2 separate regions of the Homo sapiens genome follow, and region 2 is linked to region 1. Evidence: chromatin loops called from intact Hi-C (ENCODE). Cell type or tissue: A673. All regions are shown on one strand. Links, peaks and the distances in the headings refer to the core of each region. The heading gives the core; the rest is flanking DNA. Region 1 has its middle 44 kb from the start of ZNF800. Region 2 overlaps LOC105375490 (a long non-coding RNA gene).

Evidence for each region. A loop is a pair of places that touch in the nucleus more often than their neighbours do. Peaks named below come from ENCODE experiments on the same cell type or tissue, not always from the same donor. Only the 100,000 strongest peaks of a DNase experiment are listed, where the experiment ranks them.
Region 2: it touches region 1 in a loop (6-fold over the local background); 29 of 110 quality-filtered maps call a loop at or near these places.

Annotation. Positions count from the first base shown.
Region 1 is chr7:127,340,273-127,356,246 of GRCh38, forward strand. It overlaps a transcript of ZNF800 not described here. Among named protein-coding and RNA genes, the nearest start is that of ZNF800, 44 kb to the right of the region's middle. RefSeq lists a silencer at 7,489-7,858. In A673, for the core only: no CTCF peak of the experiment used is centred there; a DNase peak (open chromatin) is centred at 7,619; H3K4me3 peaks cover 340 bases.
Region 2 is chr7:127,505,478-127,521,451 of GRCh38, forward strand. LOC105375490 (a long non-coding RNA gene) reads right to left here. Exons shown (of 5, transcript XR_007060511.1): 3 at 3,704-3,761; 4 at 1-285. Among named protein-coding and RNA genes, the nearest start is that of LINC03012, 37 kb to the left of the region's middle. In A673, for the core only: a CTCF peak has its summit at 9,255 (motif pointing left); a DNase peak (open chromatin) is centred at 9,224.

The DNA of each region.
Region 1 (15,974 bases), core at 3,351-11,350:
TCCTCCTGTCTCAGCCACTTCAGTAGCTGGGACTACAGGCATGAGCCACTGCACCCAGCCCCAAATATTTTCAAAGTTGCAAACCAAGCCAATGAATTGTTAAATAAAATGTGTTCTATTGCTGTATGCTGACAAATATACCTACATAATTTCCTAAAAGGCTAAATTCAAATTAAGAATTTTTACATTCCTTGGAGTCCCGTGCTAGAACATGGTGGCCTGGTAAGTATAGATCCCTATCCCACACCCCCACTGCATCTCGCCAAAGGGCCTCGCATGCCTGTGTGTGGTTCTTCAGCCTGCAGAACCAGGCTGTGTCCACACCCCTGAAAATGGCTATTCTTTGGCCTCCCTTTGGTCCTGGGGTGCTCAACTGGTGGCACAATTGGATGGACCTGAAGGTAGGGCTGTTTGGATTGAGAGTTCTGGGCCCCAGGAGCCCAAAATGTAGCCTAAAGAAGAAGGCTTAGGTTCCAGGTGGACATATTCCCTTGGCTGCATAGATGCTTTACCCTGGCAAAGCAGGAGTACCCAAAGGAGGGCCAGGGCAGAGCCCTGTAAAGTATGAGTCCAAAGCAAGGCCTGTCTTGCCTGAGTCTGACTGCAATCCTGAGATCACATCCTACAGCACTGCTGGAACCAACAAATCAGTAAGCAACAAGAGGCATCAGAAAGTAAACTTTCTCTGGCCGGGCACAGTGGCTCACACCTGTAATCCCAGCAATTTGGGAGGTCAAGGCGGGTGGATCATCTGAGGTCAGGAATTAGATACCAGCCTGGCCAACATGGTGAAACTCTGTCTCTACTAAAAATACAAAATTTAGGTGGTGCGTGACTGTAATCCCAGCTACTCGGGAGGCTGAGGTGGGAGAATCGCTTGAATCTGAGAGGCAGAAGTTGCAGTGAGCTGAGACCGCGCCATTGCACTTCAGCCTGGGTGACAAGAGCGAAACTCCATCTCAACAAAAAAAGAAAGTAAATTTTCTCCATATGATAAATCAATTGAGAGTTGATATTAATGCTAATTTAATTGACATTGATATGTGGAAACAAAGCTAAAGGCCCATGAGTATGTTGCTAAGCCAATAAACAAACTCACTGTTTCCAAAGTTGTATAAAAATTATTAACAGGTCTTATTAGAAGAAAGTATTCAAAAACAAAATGTTTGAAAGAAATACATAATTTGAAGCAAACATTTTTTCTTTAATGCAGAACTTCTAGGAGGCTTTTTTTTTTTTTTTTTTTTTTTTTTTTTTTTTGACAGCGTCCCACTCTGTCGCCCAGGCTGGAGTGTGGAGTGCAATGGCGCAATCTCGGCTCACTTCAACCTCCGTCTCCCAGATTCAAGCGATTCTCCCGCCTCAGACTCCCAAGTAGCTGGGACTACAGGTGTGTGCCACCATGCCTGGCTTTTTTTTTTTTTTTTGTATTTTTAGTAGAGACAAGGTTTCACCATGTTGGCCAGGCTGGTCTCAAACTCCTGACCCAAGTGATCCGCCTGCCTCAGCCTCCCAAAGTGCTGGGATTACAGGTGTGAGCTACTGCACCTGTCCAGGAGCCTTTAATATAAGAATGTGGCCTGTGAATCCCCAAATAGACAAATAAAGTAAGTTATATTTCGCAGACTTGTATGATGTGTGTGTATGTGTGTGCATGCATGTGTGTATGTCTGTTTGTGTGTGTGTGTATATACACATGCCTGCACATGTATGCATAATATATCTCTTGGCAGTAGAATTCTGAAAATGCTATCAATCCAAAAAAAAATCACTGTATCAGAGTTCTTGAGTACACAGGATAGAAACTACTTATGGCCAGTTAAAAAAAAAGGAATTAAGTGGAAGGATATTATGGAGCCTTCAAGTCTCCAGTCTGAAAAGCAAGCAGCTTGGACAGTAGAAACCACAGCAAGAAGAGCCCTGCCCTAGAGCTACAGTTACTGAGATCAATGAGTTCCCAATCGTCTTCATTTCCAACATCATAGGGAGATGCTCACAAATAGTAAGTGAAAAAAATAAGGAAAAAGAATATGAGCCCAATTCAACAGAAAGAAAAAGAGAAAGATTTACAGGAACAATCTTAGTAGGAAATACAACAGAATGTTAGCTGTGCTTTTCTCTGGGTAATGAAGTTACAGGGTATTTTTATTTTATTTCTGTACATAAATTACATCTGTAATTATAAAAAACAAATATTTTTCAAAATACTTTTGCCAAGTCTAAAAGAAAAATTGTTCTAATGCCAACATTTTGAGACACAGTCCATTTTCACAATATTCAAATCCTTCCTGATTTCATAAACTTTGATGAGTTGCTCTAGTTAGCAGATGACCTTTTAAGTTTTATCATACTTTAGGATTTCTGGTCCAATAAACATTTTTAAAGTTCTTTCTTAACTTTCATATGGAAAAATAGGACTTTATAAAATCAGAATTCCTGTAAATTATTGGCATTAGTGATATACCAAGTCCCTGCTGTCAATAATTAGTATAGCTGCCACTAGCTGATGCTATTGGTAGAATCGTGTGACAAGGAACTCTCCATGGTGCTTGTATACAACTTCAGATGAGACCACTTCACATATAATTTCACTTTTTCCAAACAAAATCAGCTCTTTATTAAAGTAGCAACATAAATATTAATAAGTTTATTCTTTATTAAAAAGAAAGTAGGATTAACAAATAACAAAAACCTCACAATACTATCCTAAATAATACATCAAAAATAAAATAAAAACAGTAATATAATCCATTATTTTTAAATAGCAACAATTAAGAGACTACATACCAAAACTTTTGAGATGCAGTCAAAGCTGTGCCCAAAGGCAAAGTTATAGTCTTACGTGTCCTATTATTAAATTAAAAAATGAAAATAAATGAACTAAGCCATCAATTAGTACAAAACATTCATAAAGCAACAAAATAAACATTAAAAATAAGGAAGGAATTAAAGATGAAAAGTTATATTAATATTATAACAAATAGAAAAAATAGAACTGATGAAATACTCAAGTGCTGGTTCCTTAAAAAGACTGGCAAGTCTAATAAAAGAAAGGAAAAAAGTAACTAAAAAGACCAGAAATGAGAAAGAAGCAATAACCAGAGATACAGAGAAAAATATTTTTAATTATAATTATATATAGACAACAAATTTTAAAATTCTCTGAAAATGCATGTTTTTCTTTAAAAATATGATTTTTTAAATTGATACTCAAGAAGTGACAGTAAAACCATAGAAAAAGGTTTTTTAAGTTTTCAGAGAATTGTCTTCTACTCATCCTCCCTTAAAGAGATTGAGGCCTAAACAATGTTATGGGTGAGTTTCTCCAGACCCCAAAGAATAGGCAATTCATATGCTATGTACCAATCTAGGTTTTTAAGCTGATAAAGGTAGAATTCAAAAATGTAAAACTACAACCCAATCTTATTCATAAATATAAATGCAATAATCCAAATAAAATGTAAGAAATTGAGTTCAACATTGTTACAAGAAAAAAAGGGAAAAACCACCATTATTTAACAGGATACATCTCATGCAGAAATAATCCAGTATTGAGAAACTACTAACATAATTTATTGTGATAATAGGCCAGAGAAGTAAAATCACATGATCATTTCTAGTTGCCTAGAGTATGCTTAATATAATTGAACAACTTCTAATAAAATGCTTAGTATATTTGAACCATCAAACCACATCTTTAACATGATAAAGACCTGTATTTCAGTCTAAGAGCTAACATTTAAAAGCTGGTAAAATTTAATGGCATACCTAACAAATCAGGAATAAGGGCAAAGTTATTACCATCATTTATTTAACACATGAGGTATAAATATTATAAAGGAAGAGAGAAAAATCACCATTAATTATACTTAAGAATGATTGGCTACTTAGAAGAGAATCAACTAGGGAGTATTAATGAAAGAGTTCAAAAAAGTTATCAAACACAAAAATAAATAGCTTGACCCCAGAAGGAGTAGCCACTAATAAAAAATGATGGAAAAATGATCCCATTCAAATGCAACAAAGAAATGAAATATCTAACAATACAATTAATAAAAATATGCAAAACATACAAAATTACTAAAGAACATTTGGAGATTGTCTTCAGTAACCTTAACACATGACAAGTTCCTGAATAAGAAATTTAATATTACAAAGTTGGTAATTCTCCCCAAATTAGTCTATATTGTTAAAGCAATTCCAAACAAAATGGCAATAGAATTTCTTTTGGAATGTGACCAAAACATAACTGAAGCTTATCTGCGAGAATACATGAAAAAATATAGCCAAAAATATTTAAAAAAGAAGAGTAACATTTACCCCCATTGAAACTTAACACACAGTAAAGCAAATGATAAAATGGCAATAATTAACAGCATGGTTAAGGAATAGAGGATATAAAAAAATTAAACAAACAACAAATTCAGAAACCGCTCCAAGTGTGTGTAGGAATTTAGTATTTGATAAATGTGGAATTTTTAAAACAGTAGAAAAGTGAGTTTTCAATAAATGATGATACAACAACTAAATAAATATTTAGACCCTTAATCACACCTATATCAAAAATAAATTCCATTTGGAGTAAAAATTCAAATCTGAAAAAATGAAATAAAAAATAGACAGATATTTATATAACACTGGGAAAGAGAAGACCTCTTTAAACATAACACCAAAAGCAGAAATCATGAAAGACTGATTTATCTAAATAAAAAATGCAATATTTCTGTTTATCAAAGACATCATGGATTAAATTGATAGATATCTGACAAAGAGCAAAATGTCTGCAGCATGCAGAACAAACAAATGGTTAGTGGTTTCAATATATAAAAAGTTCTTACAAATCAATGAAAAGTGAACCCTCAACAGAAAAAATATCAAATATGTTCATTCATTCCTTCAACAGATATTTCTTGTGCACCTAATATGTGTCAAATATTGTGCTACAGGCGGAGAATACAATGTTGAAGAATCTAGACATCCAAACATGGTCTCTTCCTTTATACATTCTAGTATGGGAAATAGACCCCCCCCCCAAAGGTAAATAAAAAAATAAATAACACTACAAGTTGAGATACAGGATTAGAGTGATGAAGGAAACAAAGGACTGATACAGCAAATGGGAGGACAGAAAGGGAGGGTCTACTTTCAATAGAGTGCTCTGTGCAGAAATATAACAACTTTCTCAAGATGTTATATTTAATCAGTTATCTAAAGGATACGGTTGTGGTGGGAGAGAGGGTGGCTGTGAAAAGCAGCTTAAACAGAGACAACAGCATTTCCTAGGCCCCTGAGGTGCAGAAAATATCTTGGCATATTGGAAAAAGCAGTGTGGCTGCATTCGAGTGGGCAATAAAGAGAGGAGCATAGACGGGGGTGGAAGGATAAGTAAGGGTCAGACTGTGCAAGGCTATGTGAGCCATGGTAAAGGGGTTTAGATTTTATCCTAAAAGCAACAATTTGCTTAATTCAATTTGTGAGAAAGGTTGTTGCTACCACTCTATCAAAAACGTATTGGAGTGGTTAAGAGTGGTAGCAGAGAGACCAGGTGGGACTGGTGTCACAATATCCCGGTAGGAAAGAATAGACAACTCCATTAAAAAGTTTAGTTCTAAAGGAGAGCTGAGAGATGGTTCACAGATGGAGAAGACGTGCACGAGGGAAGGTGTGGTTAAGATGAAAGACACTGGAGCATGTGTGCAGGGAATAATCCATTGAGAGGAGGCAGGATTGATGATGCAAAAGAGAGAAAGGGGAAAACCTAAGGAAGAAGTCCTTGAAAAGGCAAGGGGGCTGGGATTCGGGGCATGACAGGAGGAGCTAATCTGTGAAGCTCCCTCTATTATCACAAAAAGGAAGGTTACCAAGGTAACTGGGTTGGAGGATCTTGTGGTGACAAGATGAGAAAGTCTGTATGTAGTAAATTCTGTTTTCTCAGGCAAATGTGAAGTAAACAGGGAGGAAAAGATCAGAACATTTTGAGGAGATGAAAAGGTATGAAGAGTAGTCTCAGATGTGGAGAACTGAGACTACAGTAGGAACAACAGCACCAACTTGAGGTTTGAGTTAATGGATTGGAAGTAAAAATGAATTGGCTGAACTGTGTACTTTTCTCAAAGAAAATGTTCAGTTGTCCCAGTAAGGCCCATGGAAGGCAGATGGTAAGATTTCTCCAGAGTTGAGATTTTGCCAGGAAAATTAAGAAATTGCTGTTCAAGAGTGCTGAAAGCAATGCATTTCAAGGAGAATGATCATGATAATGGATCACAGAATCTAGACTAAGCAAGGACGAGAACGCAAGACAGGGGCTGATAAACAGTGGGGAAAAAATGAAGCAACGAATTAGCTGTCAGTGAGCAAGGAATCTAGGATAGGAAGATGGTGATCAGAGCATGGAATGTCTGATGATGTGCTAGTTCAGGTCCTCTTAGAAGCAGACACCAAGACAGGGTTCAATGTGCAAGAGTTTTATTAAGGGAACTCCTGTGAAGGATAAACAGAAGGAAGCAGGAGCGGGGAAGGGAGACTTCATATCATAATACAGGTCTGACACCTGTGAAAGGAGAGGGGAACTGGGCCCAAGAGCCTCAGGCTGCATGCAGCATAGTTCTCAGAAAGTTTCAACCAGCCGGCTCAGGTGTTTCCAAGCCAAACTTGCTCATCAGAGGAGTCCTACATCTTCCATGAACGTGCCACCACCAACACCCCGTGCTGTGCCCGCTCACTGACTGGGAGTAGTGCCAGAGAAGCATGGCTTCAGTGCAAACCCAGCAGTGTATGCCTTGGGAAGGCAGGGGGACCTGTCAGTCACTTCCGCTCCGTGGAGCAGGAGATCTGAGAGGCCATGGTCACCACAGACAAGACTGTAGAGAGGATGCGGATTCTAATGATGACATGGTCTAGAACTGTGGTAGCAAGGACTGATTCTGAAGGGGAGAAATAATTACTGGAGATGAAGTTACAGGAAGGAGGGGACTGGATGTTGGAGTTCAAGTTCAACCACAGTTGTGCATAACACAACTCCAAGTTGTGTCAAGCACCCCACAGTCACTGAGGATTTGGACAGTTATTAAAACAATCTTCTGGCAGATGGCAATATTTGGGGTTGTGGCGGGGGGGTGGGGAGGTGGGCGGGGGGAAACTAGTTTGTCGATGCCAGGATTTGAGGTGAAGGTTCAAGTAGGAGCTAGTCTTTGAAGAACTAATCATGACAAAACTCACTAGGAATAGGAAATCTATAAATTACAGGCTGAAAGGAAAAGGATGGTATTGTCCAGTGACAAGATTCTCAAAGAAGCCGGGATTTTGGCAGGCAGAGGACGTGCTGCTCTGCGAACAACCACGACTCGCACGGAGGCCGCCCCCAGCCTGTCCCTAAGGCACGTGGTCCTCTAGAGGGCTTCGCGGGAGAGTTCTGGCTCAAACCAGGGACGGCGAGGGCAAGGGGTGAAAGGGGTTTGAGGCGAGGCAGAGGACTCAGGGGTCTGCGGACGGCTGGTCGGCCCGTGGAGACGGCCGCGGCGAGGCGCCTGAGGTACGGCGGTGCGGAGCGAGGGCGAGGTCCCGCCGGCGGCCAGGCGGCGGCGCTCACGGAGCCGCGGGCTTCCCCAGGCCCCGGGCAGCGTGCTGGAGCTCTCGGGCGGCGCCGCCGCGGAGCTTGGCGCGGCAGCTGGCAGCGGCCTGACGCGTGGTGACGGCGCCCGCGGGCAGGCAGCGGCTCCCGGGGGCGGCCGGGCGCAGGGCGGCGGCGCTGCGGGACGACGGCTTCGCGAGGCTTCGGCCCGCACGGGTGGCAGCGGTCCCCAGGGAGGAAAGACAAAGATATGCGGGTTAGAAACCAAGGAAAGAGCGCCGACGCCTCTCAGCCCCGCAAGAGCTGCAGACCCACGGGCAGTGCGGTGCCACTTTCGCCCAACAGGGTGCCAAGAGAGAAAACTGCGGTGGTCATAGGAAAACAGATCCAATTCAGGTCTCATGCAACAACTTGGTGGCAATTTAGGAAAATGTATCAAAACCCTTAAATGTCTGAATACTCTTTGACCCAGAAAGTCTAGCTTGAGAATTTTCCCTTAAGGAATAATTATGAATACCTACAAACTTTTCATACAGGGTGTTCAGTGCAGTATCTATAATAGAAAAAAAAAATGCCAGAAAAAAATGGCAAAAAAAAAAAAAAAATGGGAATGTCCTACACCCAACAATAAGGTATTGGTTATAGTCTTTTTCTTACAGCGAATACTAAACTGCTATTGAAATAATGCTGTGAAATAATACGTAATGATATGGAAAAGAATTGATACTATATGCAATGAAAAAAATCAGTTTCATCCCCATTTGTACCATGTGAGTGTATACTTACGTGTACATGTGTGTACACACGACACATCACATATGTAATAATGGACAGAAACACATCAAAATGTTAAGCAGTTATCTCCAGGTGATAAAGCTGCAGGTAACGCTTTTTTAACTTATGTTTCCCAAATTTCATACAAGTTTGTTTTACAGTAAAAAATATAATACAAGGAATTTTACTCCATTCTTATGTACCCATTCTATATTTATCTCAATTCAAATTTATGAAAATCTTTCTTTTCTATTGTGTAGCAAAGTGGTGGACATCAAAAGATTTTAAAAAATGAAGAGTCCACAAAAGTAGTTTATCTTCCTCAAAAGTTCTGCGTAAATTACAGTATTACAGAAGAGTTTATTGCTTAAACACTTTGCAGTTAATCAAAGCTACTGTCTTTTGTGACATTATATCTTATTTAACTCTAGTAATAATTTCCACTTTAGAAAAAAAAAAATCTGGGCTTTTGAGAAATGTAATTTGATTTGTAATTTCCAGACTTGGGAACACACAGTTTGCTAAAAACAGAAAAATGTGGGACAAATGTTTTAGATCATACCAATGTTTTAGAGTAATTCAATGAATCTCTCTTTAGTTTGAAATAATTGAATGGGATCAAAACTAAAATATGGCAATGAACTAGAATCTAAGCTTAACATCCTGGTCTCCCAATCATAAATTAATTTAAAATTTTAAGTTAATACCTAGGGAGTCTGTTTTGCTAAGCCTTGTTCCAGGAACATGCATAAAAGTGATAATAAAATTATAATAATATAACACAGGAGAGGGGTTCCAGGACTTTGTTATTAGATTGATAGAAGATCCTCTGTAAGTTTCAGATATATTTTAAGCTGAAGTGAGCTCAGAGTTGTCAGGCTGATTTTATCTAATGATGAGCAAATCCAAGATTAGATGTTTATTGGAATGTTGCTTTGTTGCTTAAACAGATGACATAAGTAATCACACCATCCTGTAAGTTTCCTTCACCCTGAAGGTACTGGATACAATTATTGTGTCTGGAAGCATACTTTTGGTAAAAATTATCAGAAATAAATAAAATGTCCAAAGAGAATAAATCCTCTTAAGGCCAAAAGTTTGTGTTAACCACCTGCTCCTGAATAAAATGAAGGTTATAGGAGCTTTTAATAAAACATTTTCTCTCAAAAACCTTAATATTCCCCAAATGATGTAACCAAACAATGTTAAATACAAATAAGACAGAAGAGCATTTATTATTGGTGCTACAGTCCAGCTTTCACTATTCATACAGTGATTTCAATTTAACTCAACATTTTTGGAGTCCCTATTATGTCTCCTGCACTGTGCTCAGACAGTATGAACAAAAAAGATAACACAAGGTTCCTACCTTTGAGAAGCTCTAGCTAGAAAATTACCTTCAGATTACTCAGATGCGGGGGATAACCTGAATCCCTAAATTACTCGCCATTGTCGTGTCAAAGCTTCGCATCCCATATTCTTCAAATGAGCTGATTTCCTCTCATTCCTTTGCTCAGATTTATCCAGAGCAACCTACTGCCTCCACAATAGCTAAATCGATAGAGATTCTGACTAAAGATATGGACTTCCTCCTCCAGAAACATGCGCAGAAGTGCATACACCATTTACTTCGTTTCACTGCACTGGAAGATGATTTACTGAACATAAGCAATATTTGTAAAGGATTATGCCTCCGTTCTCTTTTGAAAGAAAAATGACTGTTTCCTGGAAAAAAAATTTAGAAAATTCTGACTGTTCAGTAGTACATCTCAATGAGATCTAGTTTAAATGAGTTGAAACTGTGCTTTGGCTTTTGACATAGCAACATATACTTCATCTTTGATAACCCATTACAACTTTTTCCCTATGGCAACAAGTGCTGAAATCCTTGACTCACAAAGGTACGTATTTAATAGAACGAAAGCAGAATTGCATAGAATGGAATTTGCCAGGTTAAGGTGGCCTGCACACTGTAACACCAAATTCCTCCAAGACTTTCAAGTTAGATTCAAGTCACATTATTTCCTCTGCCTTCAAGTTCAATTAGACTTCTGGAAAGTCAGCAGATTTCTGTCTGGTTAGAGAAAAACATCTTACCCTGCTCCTGTTTCTTGGCAACACCTTTTGGAAAGGTGGTAACAGCTGCTGATATGGAAAGCACCGAGGCACAATGACGTGCAGCAATCCTTTCCTCATCAAGCAGGAAAACCATGCTGTGTTGCTGACATCACAGGTGCACCAGCTGCCCCCAGAGTGCAATTTTTCTTCTTCCATTTGAATATTTATTGAGAACGAATATTTTGAAGATGTTGACAGTCTTTCCAGTTTCCAAAAGGTGTTCTTAAATGGAGTTCTCCTTTGATGACATCAGCAAGCACATGAAAATGTGAAGCTGGATGCACTGAGAGGCATCAACAGTTTCATTCATTTGCATGCTGAAGAGAAATATGCAGAGCTGCCCATTTCTTCCAAGTCTGAAGTGAGTGATGTCATTTGACAGAAGTAGGGCCTTAATTTTCTTTCATGGACCACATTTAAGAACCTTTGAGTCAAACTATTTGATTCTGCACTCCCCTTACACTATTGTTTCCCACCTCTGTACTTTTGTTCTTGGCATTTCACCCATCGAAAAATGTTTTCTCCCTGCTCTCATCTATTCAAATCCTGTCCATCTCTCAAGACCTAGACCAAAGCCAGTCTCTTTCATTAAGCTTTCCCTGACTACTGCAGCCTGAAATGATCTCTCTTCTGAACTCTGACAATGGTTCCTATCTTTGACAGTTCTCAAAATGTGGTTCTGAGACCACCACCTTTAAAAATGCACCATATTATGTATTTTTACAAGCACCAGAAAGAGCTGTGGTAATTTTTCCTGTTTTCCTGAATCTTCTTTGCAACTCTTAAAAGAATAACTCACTTCCCAGATGGATGGAGAGAAGACTGACAATGATTATTTTTGCTGGGGTGATCAACTGACTCATCTGAATCATTCCTTTCTGTACTCATTTTCACACAAATGTTTTGATTTGTCAGTTGTGTATCTGTCAGGTCTGTAGTGTCACTGCTGACTGCTGAAATCCTACATTTACCCATGGACTTTTCAATCACAACCTCCCAGTGCCATGGCCATCCTTCTAAGGATTCAGATGTTGCTACCATTTTCAAAATAACTTCACACTCTATGAGAAAGAATTTAAGCAGAGCTTAAAATGAAGGCAAGCACAGTTAGATGGAAATGGCTACAACTGACATCATATACTCAAATAAGATGTAAAATCAAATGTATTCTGGAACTGAGCAGCAACTTCAAGATCATCTCTTCCAACAGATTCACATGACAGGTGGGGGAAATGTGGAGAATGGGGTATTTCAGAGCAAGAAACTGAAATTTAAAAGAATAAAAATCTTAAAGTTAAAACAATAGCAAGATCACATACAGTCAAAGGCATTGTCCTAATTAGCTCATGGATTCAACATTAAGGATAAATAAAATTGAAGAATTAAATGAAAAGAATTAAAGGATGAAAATAACTCAAAATGTAAAAGATGGATCACACTCATCTATAAACATGGCCCAAAAGACTGTCTTTGATATTACAAGTAACAAGATGACTTGGACTCAAAACCAGTTATGCTTATTCATAATAATAGTTATCATGTACTTACTGTATACCAGGAATTGGGCTAAGTGTTTTACATACATTAATCAACTCAACTGCATTAAATTCTAATAGAAAAAAAGTATCAAAAGAGAAAGTCTATAATACCTCTGTAAGAAAAGAAATGAAGAAAGCAAAAGCTGGCCATGCATCTGCAGCCTGGTCTAGTAGAAAGGATGCTCTGCATATTGAACAATATCTGGTCTGAGTGGCAGTTGCATTCCTATGGGGAAGATGAGTGTGTTGCACTACCAGAGCTTACTGACACTGGTTGCTGAGAGCTGATTCAATGCTCACCAAGCAACCTTCTGATTATAATTTATTTTTCATGTAGATTTGCCTATTGGGAGAAAATGCACTGAACCATAAACATGAGAAATGATTGTGCCTGACACTTCCCATCTCAAATTAAAGAACTGAATTGTGGAATTTATACACTACTATGAAGCCGGTTAAAGGGATACAGTCTTCTAATACCTAGTTACCTCTCTGGATGAACCAATAATCAGGGTCAGCCTTAGAAAGCAGTGGCCACATCAAAGTTCCTGTGAGGCCTGGCAGGGAGGCCAGCCTGCCCTCTGTCCTGCTGTCCACCTTCTTTAAACAGCAAAATCCCACGATTACACACACACACACACACACAATAACCATTTTAATTAGAAATGGAAATGATGAGAAAAGGAACAAAATATAGTGTTTTTCCATGCTCTAGAGCACTAACTTGTGAGCTTAGTTTTTACAGCAGATAAGGCCAAAGTGGTTTTTTCCCCCCAATGGCACCGATAAGTACTTATTTTGCTTATTAAAAGAATCAGTCACCTAAGCAAAAAGAAAAAGTCCAAGTAGAACTTGGACATATAAACTTTTACCAAAGAATAAATATAAAAATATTTCAGATGTCCACAAATATATGCAATACATCATTACTTAGGGGTGTTGTTTCCTTTTGGGATGTTTTGTTGGCCAGTTTTTGTTTTCTGACATCATCTCCATAGGAGAGAAACTTATAAATATGGCAGGATCCTAACATGACTTAATCACAGTTCTTGACAAGACTTTTTGTTCATTATCTTACATCAAGAATTCCAAAGTCAGAATGCAGTAAGAACCCTTAGGACCCTGTGTTCAGGGTTGAGGATAACACACGTAAAAGCTGTGCTAAAGCTATGAACATCAAGAATATGATCTTACTTGTTCAACAACTGAATTTTAACTATGATGATGGTGTTATGAAAATATATTTTTAGTCTGATTAACTTTTTTTCCAATCAACAATGGTTGGAGTCTAATAGTATTTTCAGACAGAATTACCAAGTAAATAATACATTGAGAAGGCCTGCCATCTTTAGGAAGAAAGCAGAATTACTGACTAATTATCTAACATGAAGTTCAAATATAAGTACTCAACCTCTATGAATATTATCATGGACATTTGGCATGGGACACATTTTTAAATGGATTTGTCTTTTGTGACACAATTTGGTCCATAAGATCTAAAATCAAACGGTTCTGACAGGCTCTATTTTTCTCTGAAAGTTAAAGCAATAATTGCACTGATAGATAAGCTGGCCAAAAAAAAAAACCCAGAATGATCAAAATTAATGGTGTATTTTTATATAGATGATCATGAATCATATCAAGATAAAAATATATAGTTACAAGCTGTTTTGAGAAACAAATGAAAGACTATTTCTGTGATATGCATTTGAGGTTGGAGATTTTAAAATTTAGAAAATGAAACAAACATTTGTGGTTTGACATTTTAACATCATTGCTTCTCACTGGCCTTGAGATAAACTGTTTGTACACACAGTACAAATTTTTACACAAGTCTGAAGGTAAATGATTTCCCTGAAAACTTCATCTGCCAATTCTTTCTCAAATGGAAAAGTAAATATACAATTAGCTATTTTTGGTAACCAGCAATAACAGCTATTTATAAATTTCCCTTATTATTTTTTAACTTTCAACATTATTTATCATAAATCAGTGACCCTCTCTTCCTGAAAGAAATGTGAAATACTACATCATGTTGCACGTGAGGTACTCAATATGCTAGAAATAAATAATAATTTAATACTCTGTCCATTCATATTAACAAAAAACAGTTGTTTAATAATAATAGGCAGTATAGCAAAATGGAAAGTTCATGGACCAAGGAACAAAAAAATCCCGGGCTCTACAATTTTCAGACATTGTTAAGTAAAAAAAAGCAAGGTGCAGAAAGGTATGCATAATATGCTACCATCTGTGTGAAGGACAATGTATACATCTCCTTGATTGCACATACATGAAATAGCTCTTGAAAGTCCAAGAAATTGGTAACTTCTTGCCTCTGGGGAAGGTAATGGAAGAACTGAGAGATGGGGTAGGGAAAAAACTTACCTTTCACAGTATACCTTTTTGTACTTTTTAAAAACATGTTATTACATATTAAAATAATCTTTAAGAGATAGCTGGCTTCTATTCCTGACTTCTTCATCAGCTACACATTTGACCTTGTGCAATCACTTACCTCAATTTTCTCCATTTTAAAATACTAAATCTCTAGATTCTCCATGTACAACTCAACAGAATTATGGCTCAATCGAAGGTATATACAAAATATCAGGTGGTGAAATAAAATAACTATTAGCCTTAATTTGCAATGACTTACTCTTCTGTCTTTTTATTCTGTATTGAAAGTAAAAGTGTGATTAACCCACCTTTTTGACATATCCAAACTATTGCTTCTGAGATACACACTCTCAAAACATTTCAGTTATTGAGTAAATATTAAATGTAAGTATAAAGAGGTAGAATTTTGTGGTAGAGTTTCAAAATTGAAACTGAGATAGGAAAAAGCTGAAAATCACCCATATATCTCCAAAAAATTATCCCAAGAATCTTCTAAAAATCATCCATAATCTTTATAAACAGAAGATACTAAAAGAACCAGAGAAGGCCAAGAGTAGAGCAATAGAAAGCTTAGACCAGGAAAAATAGGACATGAAGAAGACACTACAAAAAAGAAATCAAAACTTATTGATAGCTTACAGGACAGGAAGAATGGGGACAGGCCTGGTGATCCATTCTTTCATAATTCTACATGCTGCAGGGTAAAACTGCTAGCCTTGGGTCTCAAAGGGCTTAGTCTAATCATGGGGGGCAATGTAATTAATAACGCAATAATAACACAAAGGATAGAAGTGAAAAATAAATGGTAAGGTAAATGTGAGTTTATCAGAAGAGGTCTCTATGAGTTGGAACTGTCAAGAACAGATTCATAGAAGAAATAAGACTTTGAAGTCTACGTAATAAGCAAAGTGGTGGTGGTAGCATGGATAAAATGAAGAATTCAAGCAAGGAGAGTCAGTTCTAGTAGGATGGGAGCAGTAATCGTAGATAACAGGCTGATGAATTTAGTTTTAGACATAGTTTTATTCTAAATAGTAACTTGGCTAAAAATATTAAAAATTATTTTTCAAATGTTGGGTTGCCAAATTTTCTTTATAGATTACTACATAGGAATGATGACATGCTAGTAATATATCAAAACTGGCTGACTAGGCAAGATCAACACACATCTAGATCCAACTTTTTAATAGGCAGGGCCCTGAGGTATGAGAAAATCACACTTACACAGGATGTTTGGTAACCATCTTCCAGTATTTTCTTGCAGGTACCTAATATTATTTCCTAACACAATTTTCATACTCAGGAATCAGCTCCACCCAAAAAACATAAACCAGGAAATCAAGAGGTGCCAGTTTTACTTTGCCATTGATTAAGTTTGTGAATTGGGCCTGGGTGATGAAATTGAGTGCTGTGGGTTTTAACTATATGAAAAAATGTCAAAACAAAAAAAACCAAAAGAACAATCTGTCAGTGATCTAGTGATTTTGTAAAGCTAAAGCAATGATGTATAACCACTTAACTTCTGGCAAAATACACATTATAAATTCAAGATATTTGTTATTACATGGATAAAA
Region 2 (15,974 bases), core at 5,458-13,457, 170 kb after region 1:
AGCAGGAAGATGGTAGACAGGAAAATGATAAAATATTCTGTGAACTGATATCTTCATGCCCTGAGGGTCATGAGCTCTTCAAAGGTTCCTATCACTGTACTCCTTTCTCCTGCAACATCTAGCCCCAGGTAGGTGCATTTCTAGCCTGAATGATCCTGCATGATTCCTCTCTTCATTTTTGTACATCAGCGTTACGTAACCAGCTTCTATCTTCAGAAATCACTTTCTTCCAGGTGGCAGGCTCTAAGAGAACCCATGCTGGCTCTCAGCACCCACATGTAGTCCCTTTGAAACAATGAGACAGGCTTTGCTAAAAAACAAAACACAAGAAACCCTAGGCCAACCCCTTCCCATGTTTGCCAAGAGAGTGGTTAGTCAGCTCTTTTCTTGCCCTCTAGATTTCCAACATCAGAGTCAAGCCCCAGCCCACATATCAAAGGTCTCCAGGTACCATGGTAGTCCTCCTCAGTAGACCTCAGATGAAGAAGAAAGTATCTCCCTCTGTGTCGGGGGAGGAAGTGGGACTTTACTGTTTTCTCCAAAGATGCTTCCTCACTAAATGCTTTTCCTCTCTCCTTGCGCTAACCACATTTCATATTATTGGTCTACCACGTCATGGAGTGCATTCTCCAAATATTCACATTCTCTTTGGTATCTATTATATTGGTGTTTCAGTCAACCTCAAGGGGAAGGATTTCAGTCCAACATCCTGTTACTCAACATAAATATGTTTTATCCTTGCTCTAGCTGTGTATTTAGTTCAACATACTGGAGGAAGCAGAATACTGTTCTAATAAACTTGATGTGAAATAACTCACTTACGTTTCATAAATATATGACAAACTGATTTAAAAATAAGGGCTTTGGGAGGCTGAGGCAGGCGGATCATGAGGTCAGGAGATCAAGACCATCCTGGCCAACATGGTGAAACCCCATCTCCACTAAAAATACAAAAAATTAGTCAGGAGTGGTGGCGTGTGCCTGTAGTCCCAGCTACTAGGGAGGCTGAGGCAGGAGAATCGCTTGAACCCAGGAGGCAGAGGTTGCAGTGAGCCGAGACTGCGCCACTGCACTCCAGCCTGGTGACAGAGCGAGAGTCTGTCTCAAAAAAATTAAAAAATAAAAAATAAGGAATAAGGCTGCAGTGTTTATTTAGTCCTATGCTAACGGTCCTGAGCTGTGAAGAAGAATATAATCATAAATCAATGTCATGTCCAGAAAATAATGATCAAGAATACTATAGAGAAGGGCCTGGTTTCTTCACTACACATTGTGCTTCATATACTATGTTACATGAGTATGTCTGAGCCCACTTTTACCTCATTTGGATGCACATGAGGCCATTTATTCCTCCAGATACACATTGTATAGTTATTTTCTGCTCTAGTAAATTAATAGCTTAATTAGCACCTTAATTTGATTTTAAAGGCTGAAAAATATAGGTAATAGTGTATTCTTTTTAGAGAAAAATTCTAAATAATCACACTTTGTGTCTAGTTATTAAACATGCAAACTGTAGTTTTTATACAAAAATAGAAAAAACCAATACCTACTAAAAGCTATTTTGGGCAATTAGGAGGAATTCTCTTGTTTACATTAGAGGAGAAATAGTACAAAAGTAACTGAACACATGCCAGAATAATTAGCAGGCTCTTGGCTCATTTAAATTATGCGCACATTGCCATTTTAATGCATTTTTTAAATACCCACTTGCAATTCTATTTTATTTTTGGAAGAAAATTAGTAGCTTTCTACTAGGTATGATTAGTAAAACCAGATTTGTTTCCTGTTTTCCTGGAAAACATAAAACTTCCTGGCTTTATAGACCCATTTTTAATAATAATTAAAAACATAAAATAATAATAATCATACTTTGGATTTATACAACACTTGTGCATGAAAACTGGAGGCACTCTTTTTTGTAAGATAATTTCTCTGTAGGAATATTATGCTGTTTCTTCATGCTCACTATATAATATGTTGATCCTAAGGACCATCTAATATTAATGATAAAAGGATTAAGACTGCAATTTTCTGTTTTTAGGAAAATACCCGAGTGACCTCCTCAAAACAAATTCAGGGCATGAATTTTACACATTTTCTTCTCAATTTAAGGTCTCTGATGATTAGTTACAAAGTAATGATTAGCAAGAAGTGCACCAATTAGCATGTTTTGTATCCTAAGAAATAAAAACAAGAGAGCAAAGACAGAAGATAGGAATTTCTCTTTTCGAAGGCATAAATGCAGAGAATTTAGTCAAAAGGATAGCAGACACACTGATCTAAAAGCCATAATCTAGACTAATAAAATTCTTATCATTAAAATGTTACAACATACACAGCTCAGCTAAGTAGCATACATGCCTCACTCAGACTTCAGAATATGCGGAAAACATACACACGACCTGTCCACAGTTATCCTGTGCCCAATCTGCTCTAGGCACCAATCAGGTGCCATGTGAGGATGCAAAAGTAACTGTGACAAGGCATGAGCCCTTCAGAAGCTTCCAGTCTACTAAGAAAGATGACTGGTGTATACATGGCTATTATATCAAGGTAACTTCAGAAAATCTCTAAGAGAGAATCAAAGTGCTGAGGAAATTCACAGAAGGGAGCTACTAATTTGCAAGGAGGGACCGGGGAAGTCAAACATTGCCCTCAACCAAATGGCCACACAAAGCCATAGGAAGGGCCCTTTAAGGCTAACGTGAACATTTGTCACACTCAATCATTGGGCAGGGACACAGTCCCACTTCATTCATACAAACTCTGCTTGCAGAAACTATACAAAAATAAAATTATAAGGGTATGTCTATCATGGAAATGTCTACAAGCAAAAGATGGTGAGGCAAGTTCAGAAAATATGATAAAGTTATCCAAAAAGACAAAAGCAGAGACCCTGGTGGAGTCATTAACATCACACAGGATATTTTATTTGGGGTTCTTTAGCTCTAGATTCACATCTTAAGTAGGATATTTAGAAGGTGTGATCTGGTCCCACCTAATCTGGACACATAGTGTTAGGGAGCTGCCATCTAATGAAGGAGTCTGCATGTCATATAATATTTCTGTGCTCTCTCTAAGACTGAGAATGAGGAACGACTAGCACATTAAGTTGAGACCAAGTGAAAGGAGGAAACTTCACTGTTAGCTCAAGAACACCGAGGTTTTCTGCCTTCATTCCCCTCTTTGCTTTGAAGGAAAATGCTAACTATAATAGTATCTTCTTTACTTTTGGAGGCTTATTCCTGTTTGGTGATCTACAATCAAGCTACAATTATGGAGAATAGATACATCACTCAGGTTCTTGAAATTATGCGTTCATAGTTTTCAAGATATGTGTGCAATAATATTCATACTATTTTATCATATTTTTGACAACAAAATAACATGTATAAAATATTCTCTTTAAAACTAATAATTTTTGCAAAAATATAAAGATATGATTCTATACAGTATTTTAAAACAGCTCTTCCAGCACATGTAGCTTCTAGTTTGTGGGCTGATTTAATTTGACCTGTGAAAATTAATCAACATTCTAATCTTTGATCCATGCATGTAATTCCATTGATTTCAGTGGAATCTATCTTCAAGGGCTAAGGGTAGAATTGCTCTATAATTATCTTTACCAATACAGTTGCTATATTTATTACAAAAGCCACTCCACTTTCCACACTGGCTTTTTGAAACTCAGAGTACATACATTGTATTCTATCGGATTTGTTTCTCCCATATGCAGAATGTAAAATCCATCATGAAATCTGTAATATAAAATAACCAGAAAAAGAATTTGTCTGAATTGATGACAGTGAATGCTCCTGAATATTTCAGAGGAAGATACAAGTTTATGTTTACTTCTTTATTATGTAACCTGGGATGGAGTCAAAGGCATCGGATTGTTCCCTCTACCAGTCTGTTATTACCATTCAGCATTAATATTGATATGCATTAATATATGTAAACCTTATGTTTTTGTCTTATCCTTCAAGATAATATCTTTAAGCTTTTACAATCTCTTCCTGATCCCTTTCCAAAATTCATTCTATCACATGCCTCAGCAATACCTTCTAGCCATAGTCCAACAATATGACATGGAACTTAGATGCTTAACCACTGAAAAGGGCGCTTCCCTCTTTCAAAACCAGAAGAATTGGGTACTGAAACAACCAGTACCAAGAAAATTAAACCAGTTCACAGAGCTTTCTCATGAGACATCAGTTAAAATACTCAAGCCCATAGCAAAACAAATTGAGTAGGATGTCATAGATTCAAAATGTCACAGAATCTTTTTCATTAGTTTTCTTCAGAAAGGAACTACAAAGTTACAGGTACACATGAAAAAGGGCCCAGGACTATGCCCAGGGTAATCAGGAACATTTTGGATTTCTTTCTGCTGTCAAAACCTGCCATTAGCACTTTGGGAGGCCAAGGCAGGCAGATCACAAGGTCAGGAGTTCGAGACCAGCTTGGCCAATATGGTGACACTCCGTCTCTACTAAAAATACAAAAATTAGCCAGGCATGGTGGCGTGCACCTGTAGTCCCAGCTACTCGGGAGGCTGAGGCAGAGAATTGCTTGAAGCTGGGGGGCAGAGGTTGCAATAAGCCGAGATCGTGCCACTGCACTCCAGCCTGGGTGACAGAGTGGGACTCCATTAAAAAAAAAAACAAAAAAACAAAAAAAACCTGCCATCAGGCACAGTTTATCTGCAAAGTACATAGCTACATTGGAACCAACTAACAGTCTTACTAAACTAGTGTCATCATCAATACAGTCTTCAGGACCCAAAAGATATTAAAATCGGCACATATCACCTAATTTTTTCTATTAAAAATATCTATTTCTTCTAAAAAGATTAGCTCAAAATTGATTATGGACTTCCATGTAAACATAAAACTATAAAACTTTAGAAACACGAACATTGAAGAAAAACTTCAGGTCTAGCGCTAGGCAAAAAGTTCTCAGACTTGACACAAAAAAAGCATGATATATATAAGGAAAATGTGATAAATTGAACTTTATCCAGTTAAGAACTTTTGCTTTCAAAAGATAATGTGAAGAGGATTAAAAGTAGGCTACAGTCTGGGAGAAAATATTCGCAAATCACATACCTGACAAAAGGCTAGTATTTAAAATTGTAAAGAATTCTCCAAATTCTGTTTTTTAAAAATCTGTTAGAAAATGGGCAAAACCCATGAATGGATATTTCAATGAAAAGGACACACAGTGGTAAATAAGAGCATGAAAAAATGTTTGATGTTATTAGCCATCAGGAAAATGCAAATAAGAGCCAACCACAATGTGATATCACTACACACCTAATCAGAATGGCTACAGTGAAAAATGGTGGCAACATCAAATAATGCTAGTGAAAATGCAGGAAAAAAAATCACTCGTACATTGCTGGTGGAAATGTAGAATGGTTTGGTTACTCTGGAAAACAGTTTGGCAGTGTGGGAGGCTGAATCGTTCCCCCGCAAAGATGTCCATGTCCTAATCTCCTATACCTTTGAAAATGTTTCCTTATATGGCCAAAGAGACTTTGTAGATGTAATTAAGTTAAAATCTTGAGATGACAGGATTCTTCTGAATTATCTAGGTAGATATATAGGTGCAATATAATCACAAGAGTCCTTCTAAGAGGAAGGCAGGAGGTCAGAGAGAGGAGGAGACGCTACAAACCTGGCTTTACACATGGAGAAAGGAACCACAAACAGCCTCTAGAAGCTAAAGGAGGCAAGGAATAGATTCTCCCCTGGAGCCTCCAGAAGAAAAATTAGCCCCTGCTGACCCTGTAAGGCTCATTGCAGACTTCTGACCTCTAGACCTTCAAGAGAACAAATTTGTGTTTTCTTTAAGCCATCAAGTTTGCAGCAACAATGGGAAACTAATACAGGCAGGTTCTTATAAAACTAAATATACAACTCCCATACAGCACAGTAAGTGTACTCTTGGGCGTTTATCCCAGAGAAATGAAAAAAACTTATGTTTGCACAAATTGTTACAGCAGCCTTTTTTGTAATAGTCAAAGCTGCAAACAGTCCAGATGTCATTTAACAGGTGGGTTAAACAAACAGTAGTGCATACATATATCATACCTACATACCTTTTATTGCTGAGAATATTACTCAGCTATAAAAAGGAATGAACTATTGATACATGCAGCAATTTGAATGAACCTCAAGAAAATTATGCTGATGAAAAAGGCCAATCCCAAAAGCTTACAGACTGTATAATTCCATTTGTCATTCTTGAAATTACAAAATTATAGAAATGGATAACAGATTAGGAATAGAAGGTATGGCAGGAGGGAGAAAAGTTGGTGTGGTTATAAAAGATCAACATGAAGGATCCTTGCAGTGATGGAATTGTTCAGGATCTTGACTGCAGTGGTGGGTGTGTGAACCAACACGTGATAAAATCATAGAGAACAAAATACACACTTACACAAGTACAAATAAAACTTGAGAAATCTGAAAAAGAAAGGAAGGGCCAAGCACAATGGCTTGCACCTATAACCCCAGTGCTTTGAGATATCAGTGTGGGAGGATCATTTAAGGCCAGGAGTTTGAGACCAGCCTGGACAACATAGTGAGACCCCATCTCTACAAAAAAAAAATTTTTTTTAATTAGCCAGGTGTCATGGTACATGCCTATAGTCCTGGCTACTCAGGATACTGAGGCAGGATACTCAGGATACTGAGGCAAGATTGCTTGAGTCTGGGAGCTTGCGGCTACAGTGACCTGTGATTGCAACACCGCACTCCAGCCAGAGTGACCTAGTAAAACTTTGTCTCTTAAAAAAAAAAAATCAAAAATTAAAATTTAAAAAGGTAGGTTTTATCAATGTCAGTGTCTTGGTTGTGACATTGTACTATAGTTTTGCAGGATGCTACCATTGGAGAAAACTCAATAAAGGGTAAATGGGATTTCTCTATATTATTTCTTACAAATGTATGTGAATTTATAATTATCTCAAAATTTCAATTAAAAGAGACATTTATTAAAAAGGAAGTCCTGTCATTTGCAACAACCTAGATTAACCTGGAAGACATTGTGTTAAGTGAAATAAGCCAGACACAGATATGGCATGATCTCACCTATATGTGGAATCTAAAAAACATGAACTCACAAAAGCAGAGAGTAGAACTTCTTCCAACCAGAAGTTGGAAGAATGTTGGCCAAAATGAAGTAGGAGGTGGGACTCAACTCTAGGCAGGGCTTGGATCAAATTGAGGACTAGCTAAAACAGGGACAGGGTGGAAGCAGCTTACCATAAGACACACGCCTACCACAGTGCCATGTCAGTTTACCATTGCCACGGCAACACCTGGGAGTTACCACCCCTTTCCATGACAATGACCTGACAACCCAGAGGTTACCACCCCTTTCCTAGAAATTTCTGCATAATCTGCCCTTTAATTTACATATTCTAAAAAGCGGGTATAAACGCAGCATGTTCTCATTCGTAAGTGGGAGTTGAACAATGAGAACACATGGACACAGGGAGGGGAACATAACACACCAGGGCCTGTCATTGGGTGGGGGACTAGGGGAGCGATAGCATTAGGAGAAATACCTAATGTAGATGACAGGTTGATGGGTGCAGCAAACCACCATGGCACGTGTATACCTATGTAACAAACCTGAATGTTCTGCACATGTACCCCAGAACTTAAAGTGTAATTAAAAAAAAAAAAAAAGAAAGAAAGAACAAGTAGGGGAATAGGGGAAGGGAGACAAGAAAGGAAAAATGAGCAGTTTATGAGTGTGAGCAACTGGGGCTCAATCCCACTGGGGGCCTCTGGGAGACAGTGAAGAACATGACTCAGAGTTCTCCCACGTGAGGGGTGAGGGTGCTGGATTATTTATTATAATAAAGTTACAGGGAACAGAGAAAAAATTAAAAAATTAAAAATTAAAAGTGGGTATAAATGAGTGCAGAACTGCCTCTGAACTGCTACTCTGGGCACACTGACTGTGGGGTAGCCCTGTTGTGCAAAGAACAGTACCGCTGCTGCTGCCGCCGCCGCCGCCGCCGCACACTGCTGCTTCAATAAAAGTTGCTAGCAGTACCAGCTCATCCTTGAATTCTTTCCTGCACTTTCACCAGACAGTTTCTTATGCTGTCAACAATAGCCACAGGAACAAAGCCTAAAGGAAACTGGACTTAGCCAAAAATAATTCTGTCTGCAAGCTTATCGTCATTCAGTTAAAAGTTTAATATCCGCGGGGCGCGGTGGCTCACTCCTGTAATCCCAGCACTTTGGGAGGCCGAGGCAGGCAGATCACAAGGTCAGGAGTTTGAGACCAGCCTGGCCAACATGGTGAAACCCCGTCTCTACTAAAAATACAAAAGTTAGCCGGGCATAGTGGCATGTGCCTGTAATCCCAGCTACTCGGGAGGCTGAGGCAGGAGAATCGCTTGAACCCAGGAGGCAGAGGTAGAAGTGAGCCAAGATCGCACCATTGCACTCCAGCCTGGGTGACAGAGTGAGACTCCATCTTAGAAAAAAAAAAAGTTTAATATCCAGGTCGCCACTTTGTATAATGGTCTAAAGAACAGCAGCCTAGTGATACATGTAGATCAGCCTCTAACAACATGTGCTTTTGGTCACAGTATCAGGCAGTCACAATGAAAGAAATCAACTGCTTATCCTACTCTTGGTACTCTCAGAGCTGCACAAATCCCACAAAACCACTGGGCCCAAGGACCTGTAACACCTAGGCATGAGGCAAGAAGAATGGAACATATCACAGATCTATTGCATCTCTTAAGTCAGCATAAATTTTCAAAGGACACAATGGAGCCTGATGAAAGGGTAAATATGGCATTCTTAAGAGCCAGTGACTGTCTCCAAAAAAAAATATATTTGCTAACATTTAGCCAATTTATTCTTTACCATTAACTAGCCCCTCCCTGCACAAAACCCTGGTCCATTCCAAGACATTCATTATCAGACAATTTCACCCAACTGCTATCATGCTGCAGTTTGTTGCAAAAAGATGTACTGAAATGGCATCAACTCTCCTCCATTCTCATGATCAGATGAAATTTCCAGAGTGTAAGAAGCTATTCTCTGTATACAGAAAAGCTTTCATTATAATGAACTTGTGTTGACACTTTTTAAGGGGGAGAGGTAGCTGACAAAATTCATACATTAAATCAGAGCCTAAAGTATGGCATGAGAGGAGACTCCCAAACCCTGCTGTGTATTGTATCACAACACTGACATCTGTTGGCTACAAGTGTACTGAATCCTTCTTGTGTCCTGTCCCTTCTTTCTCTGCAGCTTTCATAGCTCCTTCTAAATCAAATCTCCTACTGACCCTAAACCATTTAATGTGTGTTATGTCCTTCATTCCTAAAAGATTACAAACTCATATTCATGGTTTCTCATGTTAGCCTTTCACTCTCTTAGGAAATAAGATTTTATGCCATGTTAATTATTTTCTAAACCAAAATCAAACACCCATATATGCAACAGCCCCATTAACTCAGGCACAAGCTACACAAATGAGAACTGTCATTTTACTGATAGAATTATAAAAGGTAACCTATGAGAAAGATTACACACACATGTTTTTTGAAACATCACATGTTCCCATGTAAATACTTCCTGCCATTCATGCTACTGACTACTTTCTCCTCCTTGGCTCTCCTCTAATTCTCCTATCTTTACCCCATCCTCCACGAAGTGTTCTCCTCTCTGTGATCTTACACTCCTTTTTTTCCTCTGCCTACTAACTCTGGGGATGCTGAAAAACCCCCTGTCCAGCCCTTCAGAGGTTCCCTTCCAACACTTAGTATCTAGAAGACTGCGTCTAAGCATATGGTTTAATTCGCAATATAATCTGAATGCACAAATCAATACCTGCAGTCCTGACCTTCCCTTCTCTCTCCTAGTCAATATCTCCTGATGATTCAATGGCTTAGAATAGGAGGATTGCCTTCACAGTCCCTTCTTTGATGCGATAATTTTATACCCTATCAATATCTATTGCTTCAACGGCTAAAAATTAAGAATTGTCTCCCTACTGAATCATCGCCCCTTTCCAACTCCCCTATTTCATCAAATGCAGCATAACCTTCCCAGCCTTGTCATGGATACTGAGGCTGGCTCCTCTCTTCCCCTGTACCCCTTCCTACAGTAAGAGTTCTAATCTCAAATCCCACTGCTTTTCACCTAGACAGAAATAATGGAGTGCTTATCTTCTTTCAAGAAACCAATCACGATGTACTGATGACTCCCAAATCCCCATCTCCACCCCAGACCTCTCACCTAACCGTCAGACCTACATAATCCAAACAGTTATTGGTCATCCTCTCTTGGATAACTTCAGGATATTTGAAATTCTACATATGCAGAATCAAATTTCTATTCTCCCCTTTCCCCTCCACACCTGCCTCCCTACCCCCCACACCTCCCCCATTCTTTATCTCTGTAAATGGAAGGACCAGTGATTTATTATCCAAGCTGGAAACCTGGGAGTCATCCACAACTCCTGCCTGTCCTTCAGATATCATATCCAATCAATCACAGAAGTTTAATGTGCCTGTTGATTCTGGCTCCTGAGTAACTTTATTTCATTCATGGCTCACCAACCCAACTGTGGCAGAGACTGCTGTCTGACCATCCAAGATTTGTGCTCCTCTTCTGTAGTATGGAATTGTTACATGGAAACCACTAGTGTCTGGGGTGGAGAAGGGAGCATATGAGTAGTTCTTGCTCATGGAGTGTAGCTGATGTTACTTGTACTATTTAGCACTAAAGAAGCAGATGGGCCTTCCTCAGGCTGTTTCTTCATCTACCAGCTGAATGGAGCAGACTCTCAAGTCTCAGAGGACCACAGGGCCATGAAATAGAAGAAGCCTGGGTCTGTGACTGAGTACTTAGAAGGCCATCTATAGGGAATACCCATGTTGGGCTGTGACACAGCATAAAACAAACTTTATCATGTCAAGCCATGGAGAAAGTTGGGCTTACCTGTTACAGTGCCTACAGCACTCTGACACTACCTAGTTCAGGCCACTATCATTCTCCCCCAGACAATTGCAGGTGGTCCCAGTTGATCTCTGTGCCTTTGGTCCTTATCTATGTCCTCCTCTAGACTGTAAATTCTAGGAAGGCAGAGGCTGGATCTGCCTTGTTCACAGTGTACCCCCATCATGCAGCACAGAGGCTAATACGCAATAAAAATAACCAGGATCTTTCTTCCCAATTACTCCCTAGCTCGTACCCTCCACTCTTGGATTTTACTACCTAATGTTTCTCTCCCTATCTCTTACCCCAACAGACACACACACGCACACACATGCACACACACACACATTCATGGCGGGTTGACTCGAGCCCTCCTTCTACTCCCAGTTGCTGGTGATTCCCTCACATCCCGCCCCCTCTCATTCCTTCCTATCAAGGCCCATAAATTTTTCCCTGACTTCATCCAAAACTGATTATTCTAACACTGAGTTATCCCATTGCCTTATGTACCTTGTCCTAGGCTTCTCCTTACATTTAAGATAAGTCCTTTGTGCCTGGTGTGTGTTCTTTCCTCCCTCACTGTATTACACACTCACGGAGGAAAGCATCAAGGTTCACTCTTTACAGAGCTCTTCTGTGAATGCTCAATAAATGTCACCCACTGAATCCAATACTTTGCTTTGTGTACTATTCTATCTGGCATCTTCTGGAGTACCTTTTCTTAAAATACTTCAATGTGAGGGATTTTAGTGGAAATTATACATAAATATAAAATGAAACACAGTATTTACAAAGAAAGGGATCTTTCTATTATCTCCTTTGTGGCTATGTAGTTTTCCACAAAGGTGAAATCGATTGTTAGAGCATGAAATAAGCAATTAGGTATACCGTATAATTATTATTAACAGTTAATAATAATTAATATTAATGACAATTAATAATAGTAATTGAATGTCTATTAAATCAGTGTCTAGCACATAGTAAATACTCAAAAACATCTCATTTAATTCCAACAACAACCCTGTAAAATGGTCTTCCTTCTGGCCTGAATTTTATCTGCCTTTTCCCGGGATTGCTTTCTTGAAAGAGCTGGTCACTGAGGAAGGGGGCTGCACTTGAGACATCTGAAAGGCTCACTGCCTAGGGCTTCCCAAGGTAAGAGTATGCCAGAAAACAGCTGAAGAAGAGGCACCTGGGATCAGCCTCAGAGAAGATGCATCCGTCTTTGTAGGGTAGCTGCTGGGGCAGCAAGGAAATCCTGGTAGTGTGAGACCTATTCCTAATACCGCCATCATCATCACCACTGCCATCCACCCAGTCCCTGTGCTCCACTCGTCACACAACTCTATACACCAGTGTCTGACATTTGGTCTTCCCAATGGTTATGGGTCATCTTAACCAAACAGAAGCTGTGCACCCCACATTCCTGGGATGTCGACACACAGGCCAGCCCAGGACCAAAATGTCTTCAAACTATTCAATTTAGCCCTCCTCAAAGAGATGTAACCTAGCTCTCAAGTAAATTTGTTAAAGCTTTCAGGCATGCCTCACCCTGTTTTTGAAAAATTATTTTTCATTTATGTGCTGTACATTATTACTTTGTGTGCAGGCATTATCTATATTGTACTGCACAAAAATAATTGATTACTCATGAGTGACAGAATAATTGGCACTACCCTGGTTATTCAGCTATTTTTATGCATTATAATTATCAGCTTCACTACACTAGACAGAATTTAATGTTCTTGAAAATTAATATTGTCTAAGGACTTGATACAAAAGAATGTAATGTTCTTAAATTAAAAACTTGTCACACACTGATAGAGTCTCAGATTGTTGGTTATTTATCAACATTTTGTTTTAATCATTTCAAACCCTTTATCAAATCGCAGAGCTTGTAGTCCAAACCAATTCAGTACAACTGAATTCTAGTAAGTTTACAATCTGAATTAGTGTTTGCAATGGTAATATTACATGTTTACAGCTGTACATGTATTGAAGACCTAGAATCTTTTGCCTACTGACCTGCATTATGACTGTGAGTTTCTTGAAACCAAAAAAAAAAAAATGGATGGGGGGGGGTTATTTATATAAGAGCCTAAGTGCCTCATGTGCTAAGGCTGCATGAAATATATTAAATAAGCAGAATAATGTACAACTATAATGCCTAAAAGCTAGAAGAAATTCTATCCTCTGCACTGTGGTCTAGCTGTCATGCAAGAGAGAGACCTTTCCAGGATAAAGGCATGGTATGGAGCTGGACCTGGCTCTTAGTATCATTCTACCCATGGTGGCAGGACCCAAATAGGATATCTGTAACTATGCTTTTGACTGTATAAAGGGAACCCTCCTTTAAAATGCCAAAATGCTAATTACTCATGAAACTTGGTTTTCTTTTCACCACTGTGTATAATTCCTATGTTTATTCCAGTCTCTGTCTTTCCTCTTGTATTGTCTACCTTTGTATTTTCAACAGCACAGGAATGTTTACATGTTTGTCATCGAGTGCCACTCACCAGGATGGGCCCACAGTCCCCCACTCCCTATTGCTCACCCCCTTGTTGCCTCCCAAACCATGTGCACTGCCATCTGCATGACAGGAATGACTATCCATTTCTCTTCTTTTTCATTTTACCTCATCCTTCCCTCCCAATCCCTTCTATCCTTTTTTTTTCTCAGCAGTTGGTCAAAATATAGAACTACAGCACTTCACTAAAGGGCATCCAAATAGGAAGAGAAGAAATCAAACTACCCCTGTTTGCAGATGACATTATTCTATATCTAGAAAACACCATGGTCTAAGCCCAAAAGCTCCTTCAGCTGACAAACAACTTCAGTAAAGGTGCAGGATACAAAAATCTATGTACAAAAATCACTAGCATTCCTGTACACCAACAACAGCCAAGCCGAGAGCCAAATTACAATCCCATTCACAATTGCCACAACCTAGGAATACAGCTAAGCAGGGAGGTGAAAGATCTCTACAAGAAGAGCTACCAAACTTACTGCTCAAAGAAATCAGAGATGACACAAACGCATGGAAAAACACTCCATGCTCATGGATAGAAAGAATCAATATCATTAAAATGGCCATACTGCCCAAAGCAATTTACAGATTCAATGCTATTCCTATCAAACTACCAACGACATTCTTCACAGAACTAGAAAAAAATTATTTTAAAATTTAGATGGAACCAGCTGGGCGTGGTGGCTCACGACTGTAATCCCAGCACTTTGGGAGGCGGAGGCGGGCAGATCAGGAGGTCAGGAGATCGAGACCATCCTGGCTAACACGGTGAAACCCCGTCTCTACTAAAAATACAAAAAATTAGCCAGGAGCGGTGGCGGGCGCCTGTAGTACCAGCTACTCGGGAGGCTGAGGCAGGAGAATGGCATGAACCCAGGAGGCGGAGCTTGCAGTGAGCCGAGATAGCGCCACTGCACTCCGGCCTGGGCAAAAGAGCGAGACTCCATATCAAAAAAAAAAAAAAAAAAAAAAAAAAAAAAAAAATTTTAGATGGAACCAAAAAAGAGCCCAAATATCCAAAGCAATCCTAAGCAAAAAGAACAAAGCTGCAGGAATCATGTTACCTGACTTCAAACTACACTACAGGGCCACAGTCACCAAAGCAGCATGGTACTGCTACAAAAACAGACAAATAGACCAAAAGAACGGAATAGAGAGCCCAGAAATAAGGCCGCACATCTACAGCCATCTGATCTTCAACAAAGCTGACAAAAACAAGCAATGGGGAAAAGACTCCTGTGCTGGGACAACTGACTAGCCATATGCAGAAGATTGAAACTGGACCCCTTCCTTGCACCAGATGCAAAAATCAACTCAAGATGGGTTAATGACTTAAATGTAAAACCCAAAACTATTAAAACTCTGGAAGACAAACTAGGCAATACATCCTGGACTTAGGAACTGGTAATGATTTCTTGACAAAGATGCCAAAAGCAATCACAACAAAAGCAAAAATTGACAAGTAAGATCTAATTAACCTTAAGAGCTTCTGCACAGAAAAAGAAACTATCCTTTGGGTATATACCCAGTAATGGGATTGCTGGGTCATATGGTATTTCTGGTTCTAGATCCTTGAGGAATGGCCACACTGTCTTCCACAATGGTTGAACTAATTTACACTCCCAACAGTGTGAAAGTGTTCCTATTTCTCCACATCCTCTCCAGCATCTATTGTTTCCTGACTTTTTAATGATCGCCATTCTAACTGGCGTGAGATGGTATCTCATTGTGGATTTGATTTGCATTCCTCTAATGACCAGTGATGATGAGCTTTTTTTCATATGTTTGTTGGCCACATAAATGTCTTCTTTTGAGAAGTGTCTGTTCATATCCTTCGCCCACTTTTTGATGGGGTTTTTTTTTCTTGTAAATTTGTTTAAATTCCTTGTAGATTCTGGATATTAGCCCTTCGTCAGATGGATAGATTGCAAACATTTTCTCCCATTCTGTAGGTTGCCTGTTCACTCTGATGATAGTTTCTTTTGCTGTGCAGAAGCTCTTTAGTTTAATTAGATCCCATTTGTCAATTTTGGCTTTTGTTGCCATTGCTTTTGGTGTTTTAGTCATGAAGTCTTTGCCCATGCCTATGTCCTGAATGGTATTGCCTAGGTTTCCTTCTTGGGTTTTTATGGTTTTAGGTCTTACATTTAAGTCATTAATCCATCTTGAGTTAATTTTTGTATAAGGTGTAAGGAAGGGGTCCAGTTTCAGTTTTCTGCATATGGCTAGCCAGTTTTCCCAATACCACTTATTAAATATGGAATCCTTTCCCCATTGCTTGTTTTTGTCAGGTTTGTCAAAGATCAGATGGTGTAGATGTGTGGCATTATTTCTGAGGCCTCTGTTCTGTTCCATTGGTCTATATGTCTGTTTTGGTACCAGTACCATGCTGTTTTGGTTACTGTAGCCTGGTAGCATAGTTTGAAGTCAGGTAGCATGATGCCCCCAGCTTTGCTCTTTTT